Regions from separate parts of the Homo sapiens genome. Here all the other regions are linked to region 1. A link is a loop called in an ENCODE intact Hi-C map of the cell type or tissue named here. Cell type or tissue: heart left ventricle. All regions are shown on one strand. Region 1 overlaps VLDLR (very low density lipoprotein receptor). Region 2 overlaps SMARCA2 (SWI/SNF related BAF chromatin remodeling complex subunit ATPase 2). Region 3 has its middle 290 kb from the start of VLDLR.

Region 1 (8,000 bases):
AGTTACATCACAAGTTTGTTAGAACTTAATAGTTCTCCCACATGCTGTGAGTAAACAGGGTTTCTATTTTATAGACTGCCTCTAATCTTTCATTTTCTTAAGAAAGACTTCCCCACATCTGAGGTATTAACTGATCTGTATGTTCACTAAGTAGGTTGCAGATTGATGTTGGTCATCTTTGTGCATCTTCTGGAAACCACTTAATGTACATCTACTGAGTACCTACCATATGGCACCAGGCATGGGGACAGAGTGACCATAGCACTGGTTCCTTCCTTTGTGGCACTTAGTCTAGTAGGGGAATCAAAGCAGGAAACAGCCAAAGACCGCTTGGAATAGAAGCTCTGAAGAGGAGTGAGCAGATCCAGTGTTTAAGACTTAATCATAAAAGAGGCAGATAGCAGCTGGAGATTTCTGGAATTTCCATATGCTATCTGGGTTCTAGCTTATGAAGTTTCCCTAAAATTACCAAGAACTTAGACTTTAATTTCAAAAAGCCAGAAATAATTCTATGTCTGCAGATAATCCTACAAAAGTGATATGACTAAAGCAACAATGGATTACTGCCAGTATTACCAAAGAGCATTAAAACATGTCAGAAGTAAAATCTGCGTCTGATATATCACACTCAACTTTACCAGTTAGCCGCTGCTAACCTTCTCAGGTGTTGGAACCTCTCTTTTCACATGGAAATGAAGCCAACACACCCAAAGGGACACACTCATTCTGACAGACAAGTGTGTGAAAATGCACTGTTTTTAAATGATAAATTGCAACAAAGAGGCCGGGCGCGGTGGCTCAAACCTATAATCCCAGTGCTTTTGGAGGCCGAGGCAGGCAGATCACGAGGTCAGGAGTTCGAGACCAGCCTGGCCAACATAGTGAAAGCCCATCTCTACTAAAAATACAAAAAAATTAGCTGGGTGTGGTGGTGCGAGCCTGTAATCCCAGCTACTCAGGAGGCTGAGGCAGGAGAATCGCTTGAACCCGGGTGGCAGAGATTTCAGTGAGCCGAGATAACGCCACTGCACTCCAGCCTGGGCTACAGTGCGAGAATCCATCTCAAAAAAAAAAAAAAAAAATTGCTACAAAGATGAGGTGAAGGTACCCTCATAGGCCTAGGGAACAGGGACCTTTATAACCTAGAGTCTTTCAAAGTATTCTAGCTAGTAAAACAACCAGTCACACTTGGTTTCAAGTTCTGAAAAAGCTGGGGGAAATGTTTTTGACAAAAGTTTTTAGTTCAGACCAGCTTTATTAGTAAACTAATAAATCAACTCATGCACCCAAGACTACCAACTAGTGCCTAGAGAATATAGGATGTCAGGCACCAGGTCCTGAGTTACAAATGTGAACTGCAGCCCATGCCTTAGGGGATCTCTGTGTCTAAAGGTGAAAAATGGTAGCTGAACTCATCTCCTTGGGTGATGGCTCTGTGACAGGGACTATTATGAGAAAGCAGCCAGACCATACCTAGTTTTTCCAAAAAAGGCATTGAGGCCTCATTCAAGAATACAATCTGAGCCCACTCCTGGTGAATGGGTGGACAAGGGCAACATGAACAAACTGAGACAAAGCAGCCATGAGGAAGGGCAAAGCCATGGGGAAGTGAGTGGGTCCCCTTTGAGCTGTTAGCTCAGCCCGTATAGCAGATGGTGGGTAGTGACCAATAGGGAAAAGTCTGAGGAAATTAGTAGGGAACTTAATCCTAGAGATAGTGGTAAGCCAAGAAATGACCCCATTCTTGGCTATTCTAGGTTGCTTGAATCACTAGGTTGCTTGATATGGGTAGAGAATGTGGCAGCCTGGAGGCAAAGGAACAAGACATTTAAATTGACATCAGGTGAGAGGAGGGCTTGGGCATAGCCAGGGATTGATGGCCAAATGTCAGGGAAGAATTTGGGCTCATTTCTGGAGTACTGATTTAGAGTAAGTAATGGGGCCAATCAAAGATAGACTACACAGGGAGGGAAGGATGGATTTTAGAAGAACCTCTGCCTAGTAAGACACCCAAATAAATTTTTTCTGCAAAATAGTTTTGAGGGCTTTACTCACATGTTACTATCATGTGTATTGTAAAAGAGGCATTTATCTCCTGTGTCCCTCCTGTGATGAACATTAGGCCTTATGAGGGTGTTATTGGTATATGCTACAACCCTGAAAATGAAAGAGCCACTTACATTATGGGTAGAAGCTGTAGCTTCTTAACCTTAGTGCAGTGGTTCTCAAAGTGTGGACCGAAATTGGCAACATTAATTCAATGTTAATTGAGTTCATGTGTCAACATTGACTCATTAGAAATGCAAACTTAGGCCCTGTTCTAGACCTGCTGAATCAGAATCCAGGCTGGGGCCCAGCATTCTGTGTTTTAACAAGCCTTCCTGGGGATTCTGATGCACACGGGAGCTTGAGAACGACTGACTTAGTTTACCACTCACAGAAGCTAACGATTTTCAAGGTATATCCGATGGAGGGCCTTTCCTCTGACTTGAACCCTAGACAAGAAAACCAAGAGCTATAATCCTTTTAGAAGACTTGCTGAGGAATTCTAGAAACATTTTTAAAAACTTAGAATGAGGAAGGAAAGCAGGCCTCCATCTCAACAACAAGGCTAAATCTAAGTTGATGCTTAGTAACACAGTATCTAGAGCCAGTGCCTGGGTTCAACTCCTAGCTCTGCCCAGGGCAATCTGGGACAAGTGACTGTACTTTCCTTCTCTACCAGGTTTCCTGATCTGTAAAAGAGGAATAATAGGGCCAACTGTGCAGGATTAAGAATTTTAAAAGCTAAGAGATGTGAAGTCTTAGAGCAGTGTTTGACCAACAACAAAAACGATTTGATTATGTCCATGATTCTTAAGATCAATTTGATGTAAATGGAAATTGAATGTAACTGACAATTGAACTGTAAAATTCACTTATTTCCATGACTCAGAAGAATTAGCCTACATATTCACCACTTTTTAGTGGCCCCCGAACTAGTGTTTTTGTTGCTGTTTGTTTGTTTGTTTTCGAGATGGAGTTTCACTCTTGTTGCCCAGGCTGGAGTGCAATGGCACTATCTCGGCTCACTGCAACTTCTACCTCCCAGGTTCAAACAATTCTCCTGCATCAGCCTCCCAAGGAGCTGGGATTACAGGTGTGTGTAATGCCTGGCTAATTTTTGTATTTTTAGCAGACACTGGGTTTCACCATGTTGACCAGGCTGGTCTTGAACCCCTGACCTCAGGTGATCTGCCCGCCTCAGCCTCCCAAAGTGCTGGGATTACAGGCATGAGCCACCGTGCCTGGCCCAAACTGGTTCTTACAATGTTTCAGAGGCTGACTTTAAGGCCAGAGCACAATCTTTGTGCTTGACAGCTCAGAACATTTCCCTTAACACCTGTTGTGGTACTTTGCCTCTTACAAACCCTTCTCCCCTTAGGAAAACTTTTTTGCTGACTCAGAAATTTGCTTGTCCTGAAAGGAGTTTTAGCTTACAAATAGAAACACTGTCATTAAAGTGGCAAGCAGTAGAAGTGAACTAGACTAAAAATAAATGCCCTTGGTGGCCCCAGAAGTGCCAAAACAAATGGACGGAAGGAATTCCAGCAAGTAACACCCATATGCTCAAGCAATGAGTAAGGGCATGAGAGATGTAAATGCTTGGCCCTGGTGGCCCCAGCAGTGTGGCAGCATGAGCCTCTGTGCAGGCTGAAGTACGCTCTGAGCCTGGTACCCAGAGACACTTTCTCTATATTCTGGGCATGCATCTTGGAGTGCTCCTGCCAGGGTGCTGCTCGGAGCCCCATAGGGAGATTTGTAGTCCGTTTGGAAGGCTTGGTATTTACTCGAAGGCCTATGCAGTTTTTTACTGAAGCTTATGTATTAGTCCTCCATGTCAACCGCTACAGGGAAAATTAGACAATGGCGGCTGACTTCTATATGCATTAAAAACCCTGAGTTTCCCTCTAGGACATTGGTCTAGACAAGGAATTTATGAAAGAGACCTCAAAAGCTTAGGCCACAAAAACAAAATAGACAAATGGGACTTAATTAAACTAAAAAGCTTCTGCACAGCAAAAGAAATAATCAACAAAGTGAAGAACAACCTGCCGAATGGGAGAAAATATTTGCAAACTATTATCTGACAGGAGACTAATATCCAGAATATACAAACTCAAACAATGGGGAAAAAATAATCCCATTAAAAAGTGGAGAAAGGACATGAATAGACATTTCTCAAAAGAGGACATAAAAATAACCAACAGATACATGAAAAAATCGTTACCATTACTAATCATTAGAGAAATGCAAACCAAAACCAAAATGACATATAATCTTATACCAGTCAGAATGGCTATTAATAAAAAGACAAAATACAACAGATGTTGCTGAGGATATGGAGAAAAGGGAAGTCTTATACACTGCTGGTGAGAATGTAAACTAATACAGCCACCAAGGAAAACAATATGCAGATTTCCCAAAAAACTAAAACTGGAATTAACATTTGATCCAGCAATCCCTCTACTGGGTATCTACCCAAAGGAAAAATCAGTATATCCAAGGGATACCTGCACTGGCATGTTTATTGCAGCACTATTCACAGTAACAAAGATACAGAATCAACCTAAATGCCCATCAATAATGAAAGGGTAAAGAAAATATGGTACATATACACAATGGAATACTATTCAGCCATGAAAATGAATGAAATCATGCCATTTGCAGCAGCATGGGGATGGAATTGGAGGTCATTATGCTAAGGGAAATAAGCCAGGCACAGCAGGACAAATATCTTATGTTCTCAATCGTATGTGGAAGCTTAAATATTTCATTCCATGGAGGTAGATGGTAGAAAGATGACAGAGACTCAGAAGTAGGGGGAAAGGGAGAGCAGATGAAAGGAAGTGGGTTAAAGAATACAAACCTACAGTAAGGTAGAAGAAATAACGTCAATGACTGTAGTTAACAAAAACGTGCTCGCGTGATGGACACCCTAAATCCTCGGATTTCATCAGTATAGATTCATTACATACATGTAACAAAATTTTACATGTACCTCATAAATTTATACAAACACCACCAAGAAGAACCCTGTTTTTCTTGGAGCCAGTGAACTGCCAATGTGTCTGTGTAGCAAAGTTAACTACTTAGAGAAGCAAGGCTCCCAGGAAAATAGGTCCTTGAAGTTAGTGTGCATATTCTATAGTCTGATTCCATCTATATAAGTGACAGTAAAAGTGAGAATTTTTTGACGCTCCAGGAATTCATTCATTACAAATTTAAATAGGCACATAAGTGAGTAGGTACAAGCGACTTCCAACCCCCTCACCCAAAGGAGCAGAGATATTCTAAGGATTAGAGCTGGAAGAAAACCTAGACAATTTCTTAATAGAACCCTTTTCAAATTCTTACACCAAAATCCAATATTCAAAAGAAAGTCTTGGTAGAGGCAGAGGTGGAACACCCAGGGCCTCTGCTACTGTGGCCTTTCCCTCCACTTCAACCACCCCTCTAGCCTGAGGCATTCTTGTGAAACCTCATGGCTTTAAGGAACCCACTAACAATTGCATTTTGCCCCATCTTCTCACCTGTCTGAGCAGAAATGCCTAGCACTTCTACTTCCAAGGTATTTTTTGAGGTGTCATTGGCTTTAGTTTAGCCTGAAGAATTAAAAGAATCTCGAGTGTAGATGATTTCAAGCTCAACTTGTTCCCTTTATGAAAGTATAATACTGAATTTGAGACGTAACTTTCATGGATGGAAATAGACTGCAGGTCCACAATCCTATAATCCCAAAGCTTTGGAAACCAAAAGCCTCTTAACTCATTTGGTGCTTTCAGTTCTCCTAGAGCTCTGCACAGCAGCAGTCCCAGCTGAGCACCAGAGGTGGATAGGTAGAACCTTTTAAAAACTTGAACAGAAAACTTAACAGTGTTCCAGTCAGGTGGCTAAGGGCTGGGCATTCGATTTAGTGTCTGAGCTCTCCCTCTCTGTGGGAAGCAGAGAATTAAACAGAACTAGGGAGCACTTTCTGCCCAGTAGCAGTCCCTCAAAACAAAGTGCTTAGGAAACTAGGAAACGAAGAGGCATAGCCATAAAGCTTAAGGTCTTTATTTGCCTGTCTTTAAAGAGTCCTTTATAAAGCCAGCTTGTCTTCCCACCCCCACCCCAATGTCATTCTTTTAAACAGGCAGGGACATTTTAGTAGCACACTGTACTCCTAATGCCTGTTGCTACTCCTTATTGGAGAGAGAGAGAGAGAGAGAGTGTGTGTGTGTGTGTGTGTGTGTGTGTGTGTGTGTGGTTGAGAGAGAGGGAGTAAAACACAGCTTTATGATGATCAGGCAGAAGCTTGAGTAAAGTGGAAATATCTCGGATAAGAAAAGCTAGAAATTAAACTCCTTTTTGGCTTCGGATATTTTCTTAGTAGAAAATGCTGATGCCTGTCCTGAGTCTCCTCAATATAGACTCTTAGAGCAGAGCTGCTAGGATTTTAATAGAATTTATTACTGTTGATAGCTTGTATATTACAACTAAATTCAGAGACCCTCTTTAAGGCAATAGTAGAGTAAATATCAGCCTTGGGATACTGTATGCCCATACTTAATCCCAGGCCACTCTGAGTGCCTAGGAAATCTGTAGCTTCAAACTCATTCTTAAGGAGGTTGTCTTCCAGGTACCTTAACCCTGAGGTGGGAAACTATCAATTGACATTGACCTTTAAGTTGCTATTCAAATCTGATTACAAGGTTTCCATTTTGATTATGTAGATATCAATGTCAATGTTGTTGTCTCATTTTGACTTAATAACCTTTGGTAACTAAAACCTTAAAAAAAAAATCAGAGGCTTTCAGTCTTTACTGTATCTTAACTCCAACCTGACTATTCTTTCCAAGTATATTTATACCTATGTTCTCAGACTACAAATCATTCTTTTCCTGATTACTCAAGGTAGAGTCTTACCACTTTCACAGTCCCCAAAGGTAGTAAGGTCATATAGAACTGCAAGACACGTACCCTCAGCATTGAGAATATTGCAAACATATTAAGAATCCAGTGGCAATGAGGGGAGAGGGGAGAGGCACCAGGTACCTCAGATTTGGTTTAGCAGTATAAAACAACACAGGTGATGCTTCCTGACAACAATCTCTACCCTCCTCTAGTTCCCCTTCTAAATCCCTAGTATATTACAACCAATAAAACGTGAAGAATGAAAAAGTATTATGAAATGAAGGTAGGAAACCATTCTGCTTTGTAGCTGGGTCCTAGCTTAATTAGACTCATGGGAGCAGAGTGATAGATGCAGTTTTAAAAGCAACATATTTAATATCCAAGGAAGTAACCACACCCATATGGTCATCTTGATTTGGGCCAAATTTTAATCTCCCTGGGAAGAGCCACAAAGCACGAAATGCTCCCAGACAGCAGGGAGTAGCTGACACTAGGGAGACCAACTAGGGTATTGTGCACGTAACACAAGAGTTCCAGTCTGTGCTTGTCTCTGTAATATCAGTTCTTATGCCAGCATGCCACAGCTGCAAATGCTGAAAGGTGGCAGGAAATCGGAAGGCCTTCTGCTGGGACACCCTCCCTAAGTAATCTGCGTGAACTATATGATTCCACTGTTTTTCTCAAATATTTGCAGTATATTTGCTTTAAGGGCCACATCTGTGCCTTTTATCGTGAAGCAATCACATCCGCCAGAAGGACGGAACTGCTAATGATAGGAAGCACCTGAACATTAGCTGGCCTGTGCCGGGCAAAACACCAACTGTCCCACTTAGAAGTCTTAGTTCACACCATTGTGTGAATTAAATATCCATACATTAAGCATAGAAAACCAGATTCAGAGAAATCGAAACTACATCTTCAGCTCCACCTCACTTTCCTTTCCTCTCCTCTTTAAATGACAAATGATCTTCCTTTCCCTCTTAACTATACTTTCTTGTTGCTTTTATCTTGGAGCTGTTTTTTAAAGCTGTGTTTTTCCAATTAGACCTCAGTTTCTAAGAGGA
Region 2 (8,000 bases), 480 kb before region 1:
AAAACCCATAAGGGAGGCCATTTAAATGTGACCCTGTGGGAGAGGAGACCCGTCTGACAGCAGGGAGACCAGGGGGAAAAGATTGCTTATGAACTATTTCAGAGGTAAACTATATGATGACAAATAGGACTGCAGGGATGTGATAAGGGAAACTGATCATTTTAAAGATTTCCAGGAGAGATAACTGGGAAATGATGCTACCTTTAGATGAGACGGACAGGATCCACAAAGAGAAATATTTGCTTGGTTGAAGGAAAAGTGATAAACTTGATTTGTGATGTTTGGTAGGACAGTGGAATTCCCAATTGGTGACTCCAAAAAGAAGCGCAGGCTAGAGAGATAATTTTTGAAGCCATATGCATTGAGGTTGTAGGGGCCAAGGGAGAACTTCCCCCTTTCCCCTCTGAAGGTTCGTTGAGAATCAACTGACAAAGGCAGATTAATAGGAGAAAAGACATACAAAATGTTAACAGGCATAGCACGGGGAACTCACAGGAGGATGATTACCCAATAACCTAGTGCAATACAGAATCGTACATACCCTTTTCATAGGGGAGCCGGGAGATGGGGGGGGATGTAGGCATTTCTTTTGAGGGGGCAGTCAATCATTAGAGGAAATGAATGGACAGAAGTTAACTTGGAAATGATTTTTTTCTTGAAATTTGAATGAGCCCAAGAGGCAGGTATTATCTTGTGAAGGAGTCTTCTCAGATGTGGTTGCATTCCTCAGTCTTCTTTTCTGAGATAATGAAATTTCAGGGAGGAGAGGGAAACAGTTGTGTTTCTGTTGGCGACCCCTGCGTACTGTGACTGTTAAACTTTCTTGGCCAGATGAGGAAATTCCAGAGCAAGTCCGTTCTTGTGTCCTTCGCTGGATGGGGGTGGGACAAGACCAGGTTAGAAGGACCTCGATTCTGAGGCAGCTTCTAAGGCCTCTAAGCATGTCAAGGCACCAGTCTTTGGGGTATCACTTTCTGAGTCCCGACAAGGTCATGTTTGAAGCCATAGAGGCAAGTAGGATCCCCATGGCAGATTTTACACCCAGGAGGAGGGCTTAGATTCCTCTCAGGAGCCTCCCATCAGTAGTTAGGAGCTGCTCAGAAAGCACTCACCATATGGAGGATTGGAGTCTATGATCTAGGCTGCTCAGCAGGAGTCCACAAAAGAGCCCCGTCTCCAGGATCAGTAAAATTAACAGCCTTCCTGAATTATGGCTTATGTCCCCTCCAGGGGGGCAGTAGTGAAGTTCTCTAGCAGCGAGGCCTCCAGAGGTCATTAAGAGACTCACCTGTTGCTGATCACAACTCATCTCACCTGTTGCTGATCACAACTCATCTCACCTGTTGCTGCTGAGGACATCCAGACTTAGTGGTGCCTGGTGTGTACTCAGAAAGGGTAATTGCCCACATTTGACTGCATATTCACAATCTGTGAATGAAAAAAAAGCCAAAAGAAAAGTTGGGGAATCTGCATTTAAGGAGAGAAAAATGTGGCTAGTAAACTTAGAGAAACGCGCTGGTTATGGTGGCTCATGCCTGTAATCCCAGCATTTTGGGAGGCCTAGGCGGACGGATCACTTGAGGTCAGGAGTTCGAAACCAGTCTGGCCAAAATGGTGAAACCCATCTCTACTAACAATACAAAAATTAGCCGGGCATGGTGGTGCATGTCTGTAGTCTCTCTGAGCTACTTGGGAGGCTGAGGCAAGAGAATCATCCAAACTCGGGAGGCGGAGGTTGCAGTGAGCCGAGACTGCAACACTGCACTTCAGCCTGGGTGACAGAGTGAAGACTCTTGTCTCAAAAAAAAAAAAAAAAAAAAAAAAAGAGAGAGAAACCCAAACACTATAGAAAGGAGAGATATTTTAAGTAAGGAGCAATGGAGGAGAAAGTAAATAAAAGAGTTTAGACAAGACTAAGATGTGGGAATTAGAAAGCTTTTGGCAATTTTTTTAAAATTATTAATGTCCTTCTGGGTGCCAAGGAATTTTATTGTGTGGTCAGGCGGTAGAATCATCCGTAAAGGTGACCCTAGACACCTGACAGTAAAGGGGAGGTGAGGAATGGGTGAAGTAGGGAAGATGCAGAGAGTTTGATGCTAGAGTTTATCCTTTAGTACTTGAAGATTGACATTAAAATACCTAGAACAAATACATTTGGACTTAGTGTTCCATAAATGGATATATATCTAAGAGCAGTTTTCCCAGGGAACCCTATCTAAAAGTTGAATTCGTTCTCAACTGTTTTTACAGTATCTAGTTTCCCTCCCTCATTACTGTGCTATGTACTCTAGGGGAATTGAGAAAAACGAAGGCATTATCTTTGTAAGAAGAAAAAATCAAGATGATCTGGCACACCTGGAGGGGTAGTGGAATGGGAGTTGATCACTGAACATGTATGCAATGTGCATAGGCACAGGGGATTGGGAAAGACATCCCAGGCGAGAAGTAAGAGTAATCACAAAGGTGGGAATAAATATGGCATGCTACAGTGTGGCATGGGCTTTGTGTTCCTATTATTTGCAGAATGTTCGCATAGCTGGGTGTCTTAGTCTGGGATGCTATACCAAAATACCATAGATTGGTTTATAAGCAGTTCTAGAAGCTGGGAAGTCCAAGATCAAGGCACCAGCAGATTCCATGTCTGGTGATTCTGTTTCCTGGTTCATAGACAGTGCCTTTTTGCTGTGTCCTCACATGGTAGAAGGGACATGGGAGCTCTTTGGGGTCTTTTTTAATAAGGGCACTATTCCCAATCATGACCTAATCACCTCCCAAAGGCCCCACCTCCTAATACCATCACCTTGTGGGCTAGGATTTCAAGACAGGAATTCTGGGAGGACACAATCATTTAGTCCACAGCAATAAGAAATATGCGAAATCAGGATGGGTAGGATCAGATCATAGAGATCTCTAGATTCTGTTACCGGATCCCACCACTTACTCAAAGTTAGCCTTTGGATCGGGGGTTTCCTAGGTATTGTGGCTTTGTGGTCACCAGAAAGATGTTGCTGAAAAGGGGTCCGGATCCAGATCCCAAGAGAGGGTTCTTGAATCTTGCACAAGAAAGAATTTGAGGCAAATCCATACAGTAAAGAGAAAGCAAGTTTATTAGGAAAGTAAAGGGATAAAGAATGGCTACTCCATAGGCAGAGCAGCTTCGAGGGCTGCTGCTTGCCCATTTTTGTGGTGGTTTTTTGATGATATGCTAAATAAAGAGTGGATTTTTCATGCCTCCCCTTTTTAGACCACATAGGGTAACTTCCTGATGTTGCCATGGCATTTGTAAACTGTCATGGCTCTGGTGGGAGTGTAGCAGTGAGGGCCACCAGAGGTCACTCTCATCACCATCTTGGTTTTGGTGGGTTTTGGCTGGCTTCTGTACTGCAAGCTGTTTTATCAGCAAGGTCTTTATGACCTGTATCTTGTGCTGACCTCCCATCTCATCCTGTGACTGACAATGCCTTAACTGTCTGAGAATGCAGCCCAGTAGGTTTCAGCTTTATTTTACATAGCCCCTATTCAAGATGGAGTTGCTCTGCTTCAAACATCTCTGACAGTTCCATACAGGCAGGCTTGGAATTGATAGACTGAGGAGAATTTAAGAAACTGAGTAGTGCAGTAGCTCATGACAGAAGTGTTTAAGATCTGAGCAATAGGATACAGCTCATAACTATTTAGAAAAAGTACAGAATCGAGCTATTAAGTATTATTACAGGGAAAAAATGTACTGAGTGACCAAAAAAAAAAAAAAAAAAAGCAAGGTACTATGACCTTCTTTATGACCCCCATTCCAAAAAGATGGAAGAGCAGATGCCTTCTTAAATAATCAGAACCAGTGGTGCATTGGTCAACGAAAACATTCATTAGGGTGAGAAAATAATATGTCACTTATATGTACATGTAATTTTTAATTAAAAGCATATATCTGTTTGCCACATCTTTCATTGTAAGGCTGAGATTGCCTCTTTGAGTAAACTGGCTAGAACACATAAATCACACATAATCTTTCTCACAGAAATAACACCTATAATGTTTCACTTAGGATTTCCAGTTTTGGTGTTCTGGGCGTGGTGGCTCACGCCTGTAATCCTAGCACTTTGGGAGGCCAAGGCGGGAGTATCAGCTGAGGTCAGGAGTTCGAGACCAGCCTGGCCAACACGGCAAAACCCTGTCTCTACTAAAAATACGAAAATTAGCGGGGCGTGGTGGGCGGGCACTTGTAATCCCAGCTACTTGGGAGGCTGAGGCAGGGAAAATTGCTTGAACCCGGGAGGCAGAGGTTGCAGTGAGCTGAGTTCGCACCATTGCACTCCAGCCTGGGTGACAGAGCCAGACTCCGTCTCAAAAAAAAAAAGTAGGGCCTCACCCAGGCTGTAGTGCAGTGGCATGATCACAGCTCATTGCAGCCTCCCTCAAACTCCTGGCCTTGAGTGATTCTTGCACCTCAGCCTCCCAGAGTGCTGGGATTACAGGTGTGAGCCACTATACCCAGCCATGAATGAGAATCCTAATATTAACAAAGCATGCTGAGTTTACACTTGCCTCCCAGTTGTAACAGTCTAGCCCTCACCAAATTCAACAGCATTTCTGTTGCTGCTGCTGTTTTTAAAGAAACTCACCTTTTTGGAGTCTTGTATTGTTCATGCTCTTTATAGAACTAAGAACCCAATTTCTTCTCACAGTTACATTATATTCATTTATGTAAGTACTATCTAATTGAATTAATGTAGCTCCAGTAATAAGTATAACTAACATCAACATGTTTGGGAACACAGCTGATCATTGGTATTTGAGCCAAATGGCAAGAGCAGAGTGGCCTAGACAAGGAAGGTCTGTGCAGTAGGCAGAGTCATAAGTAGTGGTCAGTTGAGTGAGCCTCTTAATTTCCTTCAGATTTATTGACTATCAGTTGTATACCCTCTAAAATTTTCTCTAGATACTCCATTTCTGGAACACATTTTAGGAGATGTTTTCTTTTTTTTATTATTATTTTATTATTATTATACTTTAAGTTTTAGGGTACATGTGCACAATGTGCAGGTTTGTTACATATCTATACATGTGCCATGTTGGTGTGCTGCACCCATTAACTCGTCATTTAGCATTAGGTATAAGGAGATGTTTTCTTTCTTTTTTCTGAGACACACGCACATGCCACCACACCCAACTAATTTTTTTATTTTTTGTAGAGACAGAGTTTTGCCATGTTGCCTAGGCTGGTCTCTAACTCATGGCCTCTAGTAATCCTCCTGCCTCAGCCTCCCAAAGCACTGAGATTACAAGTGTGAGCCACGGTGCCCAGCTTGTTTTCTATAGATCTTGCCATTGCCCATTAGAGCACTTTGTGTTTGTCTCTCCTGCGCAAATCCTTGACTGTGCTTCAGTTGACCTGGTCTCCTGGTGTCTCCTTCTCTGCCACCAACTCTTCATGTTGATTTCAGCCATGTATTACCAGCAAAACGGCTAGTCCTGGCTTGGAATACCAAAAAGCTATGGAAGCCATGCAGGGCCAGAATATAGCTAAGTGTGTTTATTAGTAAAACCTGCCTGTATTAGTCTGTTTTCACACTGCTGATAAAGACATACCTGAGACTGGGAAGAAAAGGAGGTTTAATTGGACTTACAGTTCCACATGGCTGGGGAGGCCTCAGAATCATGGCAGGAGGCAAAAGGCACTTCTTACATGGTGGCGGCAAGAGAAAATGAGAGAGATGCAAAAGTGGAAACCCCTGGCTGGGTGTGGTGGCTCACACCTGTAATCCAAGCACTTTGGGAGGCTGAGGCAGGTGGATCACCTGAGGTCAGGAGTTCAAGACCAGCCTGGCCAGCATGGTGAAACCCCATCTCTACAAAAATATAAAAAAAATTAGCCAGGCATGATGGTGGGTGCCCGTAATCCAAGCTACTCAGGAGGCTGAGGCAGGAGAATTGCTTGAACCCGGGAAGCAGAGGTTGCAGTGAGCCACGAACATGCCATTGCACTCCAGCCTGGGCGACAGAGTGAGACTCCTCAAAAAAACAACAACGAAAAAGGAAACCTCTTATAAAACTATCAAATCTTGTAAGATTTATTCACTACCATGAGAACAGTGTGAGGGAAACCGCTCCCATGATTCAAATTATCTCCCACCGGGTCCTTCGCACAACATGTGGGAATTATGGGAGTACAATTCAAGATGAGATTTGGGTGGGGACACAGAGCCAAACCATATCACTGGCCATGTTCACCTTTGTTCTTATTTTTTTGCGCTTTAGAGATTCATTTTAAAGTTTATTGGATAGCAAATTGTCTTTGCCACATATATGTAGCTCTTAGCTAACCAAAACTCAAAATTTTGTTTGGCATTTTAGCTTTATTAAATAAAGTGGGATAGACATACTTGACAAATAACCTTTTATATACTTAGCAACAGCATACAGACTAGATCTGAAATGAGTGTACATTTCAAGTTGGCTTCTCAAATTTAACTAGAACCAGACACTCCTCTACTGACACTCTAATAATATGTGTATGTGCATCTATGTGTATTTATGTATGTGTACATACATGTATGTGAGTACATGCGTCTGTATCTATTGCTAACCAAATACTTGTGTGTGAGTGCAAGGAATTAGAACCTCCCTGGGAAGAGCTAGTCATCTCCTTCACACAGTATACTTTTTGCATATCTCCTGTTGGCCTCTGCTTATTCATGGCTTCTACTCATAACATCCCTAGCATAATGCTACCTTATGACCTATATTCAACTTCTACTGCCATACCAACTGGACATGTTCTTTCACACCTGCAGCTCAAATTCTTAATAGAAGTGAACTGACTGGCTCAGCCAATCACTCTGGCTGTGCTTGTGCAGAGACCCTCATGCCAGGCCCCACACAAGCTTAGAGACAGGGTACTCTGAGAACAGGGGACCATTCCCATCTCCATCAGGTGAGACTAGGACAGATAGCAGCTGCCTGATACAGAAGATGGCAGCGCAGGCAGCAGATGCTGTGGGTGGGGCAGTTTCCCTTAGATTATAGGATGGCAGGAAAGATAAAGCCTGCCATCGTTTACTCCGAGGGGTGTGTTATATGTGCCTACGAGCAGCGTTGCTTTGCACCATTCCATATGTACACATTCCCATCACTGGATATAGTTAAACACCAGTCCCTCAATGACAAATTTTAGTTACCCTATGTAATAGTTTGCTAGGACTACCATTATAAAATACCACAGATTGGTGGTTTAAACAACAGAGATTTATTATCTCACTGTGTGGAGGCTGGAAGTCTGAGATCAAGGTGTCAGCAGGTTTGGTTTCTTCTGAGACTTCTCCCCTTGGCTTGTAAATGGCTACCTCCTTGGTGTATGTATGCGGGGTTGTTCCTCTATGTGCATCTGTGTCTTAGCAGCCTTTTCTTAGAAAGACAGCAGTCATATAGGCCTAGGGCCATTTTAACTCTTTAAAAGCCCTATCTCAAAATACAGTCACAATCTAAAGTCTTGGGGATTAGGACCTCAACGTATGAATTTTAGAGGGATGCAGTTCAGCCCATAACACTATAGTATAGCAATTCCGAGTCACTGCACATAAAACACAGACTTTGGGGCTAACTTCACAAATCACTATGTACATGACACATGTACATTTTGATCAATAACTAATCATATCACTTCTCAGAATCTGGTGGTGATTTGTTAGCGAGCGTCTGTTCAGTTCATGCACAGACAGCAAAGTATGTAGCTGTGTTGCTGCCTTCTTTCTCAGTGAAAACATGACATTTAAAAAAATAGTTCATCAGGAGAGGGAATTGGCCACCAAAGATGAAAGTGCTGCAAAGAAACAGGTAGTAGTAATGAAGGAAGTGAAATTTGTTGTGATGAGATGTGAAAATGGCAACAGGATAACGAAGACAGTACAAGACCCAGGCCAGCATGAAGCTACAGTACGAACCAGATTGAGGCTGGGCACAGTGGCTCATGCCTGTAATCCCAACACTTTGGGAGGATGAGGCAG
Region 3 (8,000 bases), 290 kb before region 1:
ACTAAAAATACAAAAAAAAATTAGTTGGGTGTGGTGGCACGTGCCTGTAGTCCCAGCTACTCAGGAGGCTGAGACAGGAGAATCGCTTAAACCCGGGAGGCAGAGGTTGCAGTGAGCCGAGATCGCACCATCCAGCCTGGGCAACGAGAGTGAAACTCCACCTCAAAAAAAAAAAAAAAATTAATTGCTGTCTGTCATTCACATCTAATTATTTTAAAACTTGTATTTAGCACTTCATTGTGCCATGCTGTTTGGAATTATAGATACTATGCACTTACCTATAGCTACCGTTAGCTGACATAATTTATCCCAAATATCACCTGTGGGTCACCTACATCAGAATCACTTGGAAGTGCTGGTGGCAGGGGGACCCTCCTAACAAGTTCCCTCTCAGGTTGGAGGGCATTGATACGGTGCAGTGATCTGAGGACATCACCTGGGATCCTGTTAGACACGCAAATTTGTGGGCCCTCACCCCTGGGGTGGGAAGGGGACTGGCAATCTGTGTTTTAACCAGTCCTCCAGGGGATTCTGATGCATGCTGTAGGTAGAGCTGATAGAGCTGGAAGAACATAAGCTCTTGAAGCAGCTAGACTTGGGGTTGGGTCCTGGCTGAACCACTTACTACCTCTCTGACCTTGGGCAAGCTCTCTCTTCCTGAAGCAGCCTGAGTAAGAACCTGAAACAAGGGAAAAAAACTTGTAATACCTGCAAATGCCCTGTTAAGAGTCTTTGTTTAGAAACTATACTTTGCCTTTTCTCTTTTTTTTGAATAGGGAGAAACCTAATCCGAATGCACTGAAAGAGTTCTAATTAGACATTTCATGGGCCTCTGAGGCTCCCTGAGGAAAGTAAGAGAGAAGGTCAAAACACATGTCCCTCTTGGAATGGGGGCCTGAGTCCATGCTGCAGGGAGCTGGCTGTGGAGAGTGAAGCCCTTTCAGAGGTCAGCACCCACTGACCTGAGCCACTGAGTAAGTCGATCCAGCTCATAGGCAATGAACTGACGATGGATGAATCCCTCTCTCAGAGGTGAAAAGGAAATCCATCATGTATGACTACTGCTTGCACTGCATTTATTAAGGGCTAAAACAATGAAACCCTTTTGGCCCGTCTCTAGCTCCTGGTATCCTGTAATTTCTATTTGATTGTGACATAGGAGCAACCACAGTATGGTTTTAACCAGATTGAGATGACAGTCCTCATTTTGAGAAGCTCTGAGAAACTTGTTTAGCATTCAATTTAACAAATGGTGGAAATCGGAATATAAGGGGGAAAGATATAGAAACCAGTTCTATGCCTTAAATGTTCCCTCTGCATCTATATATGTGTATAAATGTGTGTGTATTATGTGTATAATTATGGGCTTTTATTGTTTTATTATTTTATTTATTATTGTTTTACTGTTTGATTTATTTGATTACAATACCAAAGCAAAATGCCAGTTTCAGTAACTTGATATTTATTTTGCATAACATTAAAATACTACTATTGATACTGGCATTTTATGTTTTTTAATGTATTCAGAGTTAGTGAAGCAAAAAATTAAACCAAATATTTAATGTGTTAACAACTAAAAATTCAATATACCTTAAGACAAGTAAAAATCTAAATTTTTAAATGTATGTGTACTAAACATACATTGTTATTGCAAAATTGTTTATTAGCAGTAAATTAATAAAATTACTAAAAACTTTATATAAAATAAAAACTTTAACAATCCCCAGAAAGTTGAAAATTTAAGTACTAAATAATTAAGTATTAATTAACTTATTAATAAAGTACTTAAAAATTTACCAAAAAAAAGGTGTCATAATGAGAGTTTACTGTCCTGCAAATTTGTTCAGCTGTTGAAAAATCTTTGACATTTTATTGGAATGTAAGACATCATGCATGAATGGTGACATTAGGGTTATAAACTAACTCCAAATATTTTCCTCTGGCTTAACATTTTCAAATAATCCCTCCTTTTATTTAGCAACTTTGAGGAAGTGTTTCTGCAAAGCTCTTCCTTTTTCAAGGATCTTTCTGTGGCTCGTGAGCTATAACCTTGTTTTAAAGAGAGCACTGCCAGTTTATCTTGGACTCTTCCAGTGTCACCATCTGTAGATGGGGTATCTGATGCAGTTACCTGCATCAACTTCAATTTTGTATTGTTTATATTCCACTTTTTCAAAAAGTCTTTGAACTAGAATAAGAAATATTCCTTGCAATAGATGCTTGGTTTTGATTGTCATTTTCATTCTCCTCTTGAGGATTATGGAGGTATAGAAGAGTATTTTCTAAACGAGTGCAGTTTTGTTGGATTAGAAATTGCAATGCAGCAAATAGCTCTCTGGGTATATCTCAAGTTGTAAAAGATTCAGATTCAGAATTTCAAAAAATATTTAAAAAATTGTTCCAAGAAAAATATAAGTATTTCAATACTATGATTCAGAATCTTAAAAAAAATTTCAAAAATACTGCTTCCAGAAAAATGTAAGTATTTCAATACTTAAAAATCATCCACTGGGCTGGCTGTGGTGGCTCATGTCTGTAATCCCAGCACGTCGGGAGGCCAAGGCAGAGGGATCACTTGAGGTCAGGAGTTTGAGACCAGCCTGGCCAACATGGTGAAACCCCATCTCTACTAAAAAATACAAAAGGAAATGGCTGGTCATGGTGACAGGGGCCTGTCATCCCAGCTACTCAGAAGGCTGAGGCAGGAGAATTACTTGAACCTGGGAGGCGGAGGCTGCAATGAGCCAAGATTGCACCACTGCACTCCAGCCTGGGTCACAGAGTGAGACTCCATCTCAAAAAACAAAACAAAACAAAACAAAACACTGCAATTATTTACATAGACATAAATAAACAGTATACTTGTACACATACTAACACATCTAACTATTTTTTAGTAAAGTTTCTCTCTATTTCAGTCATTGCATGATGACGTGAACTCAACATAAAATGTGGGGAGTGGGAGTTTCTTCTGAGAACAGTTCCTGTGATGTCTGGCAATAGGAGCGTTGACTGGAACATGTGGATATACCTTTTCCACCATGAAACATTTGAAAAACTCCAAAGTTTGGACTCAGGCAAGTGCAAGTCCAAAATGTGTGTTACAGTCCACTCTGGTTTTGGAGGTAGTTGTGGAGTGCCCCACAGACCTCTAGGGAGTAAAACATACTGGATTTTACTCCAGTGGACCACTTGGAGCTCCTGAGCCAGCTGAGAAGCCTGTTCATCCCCAGCAGAGGCAAAGCCAGTTTGGGAGGCCTCAGGATTGTCATTTCTCCTGTTCACAGCATGGCTCTGGGCAGCGCCACTCAGTGCCATCAAGGAACCATGCACCTGAAGTTTGGAACCCAGCTGAGTATGCAATACAGAGGAGGAGAAGACTGCAGTGGGGTTTTGTAAGGTGCTCCCAGCACAGCGTGCATCCGTTCCTTAACTCTGTAAAGCAAATGTGGAAACCACTCACAGTTTTCTAGCTTCCTTACCCTTTATTCAACTCCCCTAAGTGCTGAGGCCTAATTGCTGACCCATCTGGCCTCTGGCCTGATTTCCAGTGGATATCTGGCCAGTGGTGGCTAGGTCCAGCATTTCCTCCTTCACGATAGCCAAATCATCCAGGGCAATCTCTTGGCAGCAAAGGAGGCTAGAGAAGTTGCTTTTTCAGCAGGTCAAATCAAAAGCATACGGGGAGAGGAAGTTCAGGGCTAAGAGGCTTGCTGATTCTCCATGACTTATTTTCCTCTGGGAGGCTGGATCCCATCCAGAACTGCACACCTCCCAGAAACTATGCTTTCTGACTTTGTGTCTCTGTAAATGACTCTTTCCTGATTGAATTGATAACCAACTTACGAGTCTAAAATCACAGTATGAAATAAACTGAAAAAATCTACAGACAATATGAAATTTAATTCAATAAACATTTGCATATCTTTTTATATCAGGCATTATATTAGAAGTTGGGGTATAAAGACAAGTGGAATAAAAATCCAAGAGTTCAGGAAACTCATGCTGCAGAATCATAAACATTCACATGGCAATCAATGAGACAGAGGCATGGCTAAGATGCTTGGGAACAAAGAGGAGGTCATGTAAGGCTTTAGGCTTCTGACACAAGAAAGGTGACCTTGGCTGGGTCTTGAAGGGTTAAGCAGGACCTCAGCAGATACTAAAAGGGAAAATAATGTACATAGAAAAATGAACAGATACAGGTAGTGGGCAAGAAAACCCGTTATTGTGTTTAGAAGACAACAGGAAACACCATGGGGTTATGCATTTGAGCAGGTAATGAATGACCTGAAATAGGTTGGTAAGTAACGCTTGGACTCAGCTGCAAAGGGCACTCAATATCTGGATGTCTGAGATTAATGGAAGAATGCCATTGCCAGATTTCCAGCAGGGGGTGCAGTAACAGCTTATGTTTCAAAAAGTTCACTTAGATGGCAGCACAAAAGAGAAATGCAGGCAGACAGGAGATAGTTAAGCATTCCAAACGAAGGAAACTGGGTACTCAAATACACACCGAACCCCTTTGGGCAGTATGCTTAAGGGAGAACAGGATTGAAACCAGATTTTTTTTTTAAGATGGAGGAGATCTGAATATGCTGTAGGCTGAAGGTCAGTTGCCATTGGAGATGGAGAGATTGATAGTACGGGAGAGAAGTGGAGATAATGGATGAAGACCTTTACCCATGCTAGCCTAGCATGCTGAGTTTCTTTTAACTGACTACATGCAGTGCATTAGCATCGGTCACTTTGTAAAAGAACACATGAAATACTCAATATCATTGCATAGTAATACAAAAATATAACGAAAAGATAGCAGAAGTCATTACAGAAATACCTTAATCTCAGGGTACATGAAATGACATGAACTAAGATAGTCTACCAAGAAAGGGCAAAATGATGAATGAGACAACGTTGTACTACAGGATAGTCAAGTTAGCAGTAAACCTAAGTAATGTCATCGGAAGAGAGAGGGAAACTGGGGAGAAAGAGAGATAATGGAAATCAGACAGCACAAAGAAGAAAACAACAGTCAGAGGAGAAGAGAAACGGTCAGAAGAGTCCATGTATTTGTACAAAGGAGAAAAATGACATAGGAAGTTTTAAACAGCCCATAAATCCTGCTGTCTCCTACTTCTCACCACTCTCACCTAAGGCAAACGCTGTAAAAGAGCTGCCAGCTGTGGCTTGTAGCATAGGAGGCTGGGGATCTTTGGAGATGGTTTTGCAGCATCTCTGGGTCTTTTTTATCAGCCCACAGTAAATGGACTGCCCATATTTTCAGCCTGGCTGACTACTACCCAGTTATAAAGAGAGCTGTCTGCAGGAGGAACTGGCCCTGAGATCCTTGGACACACGATGGTTTTCCCTTCACCTTCAATCACCTGTGGCCTCCTAAACAATGAATAAAGAAAGTGCAATACCTCCTGGCTCAAGGAGTGTTTACCTTTCCCAAAGTGTCAGATGAGGACCGTGGTAGGCAAAGCTGTACTTATACTAATGAGACTCCTCCATAAGATGTGTTCAGAGCCCAGCTCAGTGCTTCTCAAATTTTCATGTCTACATGTATCACCTGGGAATCTTGCTAAACTGCAAGTTCTGATTCAGCAAGTGTAGAGAGAGGGCCAAGATGATCAATTTCTAACAGGGTCCCAGGTGATACAAATGCTGATGGTCTTTGAACCACACCTTGAGTAGCAAGGCATTAGGAAATGCTCTATTATGAACTGAGAAGGGTGTTAGGTTAAAAAAAAAAAAAAAAGGAAAGAGTTTTTTTGCTGTCTTTGTAGAGAATCCACATGGAAATATGGCAGGATGTCATTTCTGCCTTACCACTAGCCGGATACTGCCACGGAGCTGTCCTTGGCTCTGGGTTCAGTTTCCCAATGAACTTGGCCTAAGTTTTCCTGACCGCAATCAAATGAGTCTTGGCTTAAGGAAATCTCTAAGTACAATTCCCTCTTCTGTCTTAATGGCACAGAAAAGGCAGGAGGGTGCTCCTGGGATTCACCCACGCAGCAGAGCAGAATAGATGAGCCCACAGAGAAATAAGATTTCCAAATGACTTTTGCTTATGACCTGATTTACATCTCCACAAAGAGTGAGAGAAATGAGTTACTTTCCCAGTCCAGGCCCTACTTACTTGCTGAATAAACTCTGTTTAGGGAAAAAACCCGAACAACCCAAAACTTGAGGCTTTGTGCAAGGTTCACTTGACTAGTGAAACAGATGAAGGCAAAAGTTTTCTAGAATGTTTATATTTAAGTTCTGCCTAAGGGGAGCTCTTTTTATCACCTGAATATGTCACTGTAATTTGATAAACAGCAGGAGAGAAGAGGCTGGCATTGAAAAATGTTTAAAACACTGCACGATGTTTCAGTTAGCTCTGGCACAATGGATTCTCATAAAAAGGAAGTTTTATTTTCAGTGCTGTCGCCCAGCTTTGCTCAGTTCAACAAACACGCATTTGAGTGTCTGTTATGTAGCAGGCACTGTGCTGGGTGCTGAGCACACAGTAGTAAAAAGTGGTTGCTGTCCTTGGGGAGCACCCCGTACTATGTGGGAGATGGACAAGTGGAGAGATAATGTCTATGCTGTATTGTCTATGCAATAATGGAAGTAAGTGCCTGAAGTCTGAAGCACAGGTGGGATCTTCTCACCCACTCTGCAGGTGGGGAGCATGACACAAGGAGGGTCTCTGAATAGATAACATCTGAGCTGAATCTACAAGCTCGAATAGGAATTAGGATGGTAAAAAGATTTTAGGAAGGTGCTAGTCATTAATGCTAACCATTAAGTATTTCTGATTTTTCCCTCTTTCATGTACATAGAATAGCCTGTCCCTGACCTCTTACATGTAAGTATAGCCACATGACATGCTCGAGCCAGTGACAGGTGGGTGAAAGCAATATATGGCATTTCTAGGCAGAAGCTTTAAACACGTATATGTGATTTACCATATTCCCTTCCCACTGCTACAGAAATTGTAGAAGCTTGTGTTAAAATAAACACTCCATCAGTCTGGGTCCTTGAGTGACTACCATGAGCAGAAAGAAACCTTTGTTGTTTAAAGCCATAAAATTCCAGAGTTGATACTGCAGTGTATGCTAGTCTATCCTGACTCATACAGAAGAGCAGGAAATTCTATTTGCAAAATCTCAGATGTGTAAAACCTTTGATTTGGAAAGTGCATGGTTAATAACACTAGAATATGTTATGCAGAGTGGGATAGATGGGGATTGGGATGATGTTTAACTTCTCTGGGTCTCAAGATAATAGAGGCTTAATTAGGTGATTGAATAAAGGGCTAGCCAAATGAACTCTTGTTTCCTTTCTAACTACAGACTTTGGTTTTACAAAATTGAACGCAGTTTATGATCTTTTCCTCCAGGAACTTGTCATGCTGGACTCCTATTGATTTCAATAGGGATGGCACCATGTTTGAGAGGCCAAAGAAGAGGCGCAGAGCCAGCAAATGAGGCACGGGTTTTTTTTGAGGGGACTCACATACAGGGCACTCCAGTGGCAGCAGGCTGGACAGGAGAACCACTGCCATTTGTAAAAATCATGCAGTTCATACAACATTTTTGCTTAACATCTTTCCCCTAGCACCTTCCCCCTAGCAACCTTCATTTAACCCAAAACAAAGGGCCTTGATTCCCTGTATGGCCTGCATTCCATGGCTTGGGCCAGGGGTTTAGATGTTCCTCATAGATGAGGAATGAATCTGCAGGTTGGTCACTCCCAGATTCCCCCGCTCGAAACTCCCAACGCACATTATGTTTAGACCATAGGGTCATTCTCAGGGTATCTTAAGTCATTGTTGTCAGGAACATCTGCCAAATTTCTAGACATGACTGAACTTTCGTTTACCTCTAGGAAGCCATAGCGTTTTTTAAAACCCATATTATAGTAGTAAGTATTTTACAAAGCGTTTATTTTTGTTATCTTCACTAGATGAAGTTTTTTGATCACAGAAAATATTCCTATTGTATTCCCAA

Evidence for each region. A loop is a pair of places that touch in the nucleus more often than their neighbours do. Peaks named below come from ENCODE experiments on the same cell type or tissue, not always from the same donor. Only the 100,000 strongest peaks of a DNase experiment are listed, where the experiment ranks them.
Region 2: it touches region 1 in a loop (2.6-fold over the local background); 26 of 110 quality-filtered maps call a loop at or near these places.
Region 3: it touches region 1 in a loop (2.0-fold over the local background); 7 of 110 quality-filtered maps call a loop at or near these places.

What each region holds. Positions count from the first base shown.
Region 1 is chr9:2,626,801-2,634,800 of GRCh38, forward strand. All of the region lies in intron 1 of VLDLR (very low density lipoprotein receptor), which reads left to right. Among named protein-coding and RNA genes, the nearest start is that of VLDLR-AS1, 8.4 kb to the left of the region's middle. In heart left ventricle, no CTCF peak of the experiment used is centred here; a DNase peak (open chromatin) is centred at 3,661; H3K27ac peaks cover 4,157 bases.
Region 2 is chr9:2,143,505-2,151,504 of GRCh38, forward strand. All of the region lies in intron 27 of SMARCA2 (SWI/SNF related BAF chromatin remodeling complex subunit ATPase 2), which reads left to right. Among named protein-coding and RNA genes, the nearest start is that of SMARCA2, 130 kb to the left of the region's middle. In heart left ventricle, a CTCF peak has its summit at 3,326 (motif pointing right); no DNase peak of the experiment used is centred here.
Region 3 is chr9:2,331,880-2,339,879 of GRCh38, forward strand. No RefSeq gene overlaps it. Among named protein-coding and RNA genes, the nearest start is that of VLDLR, 290 kb to the right of the region's middle. In heart left ventricle, a CTCF peak has its summit at 4,394 (motif pointing right); no DNase peak of the experiment used is centred here.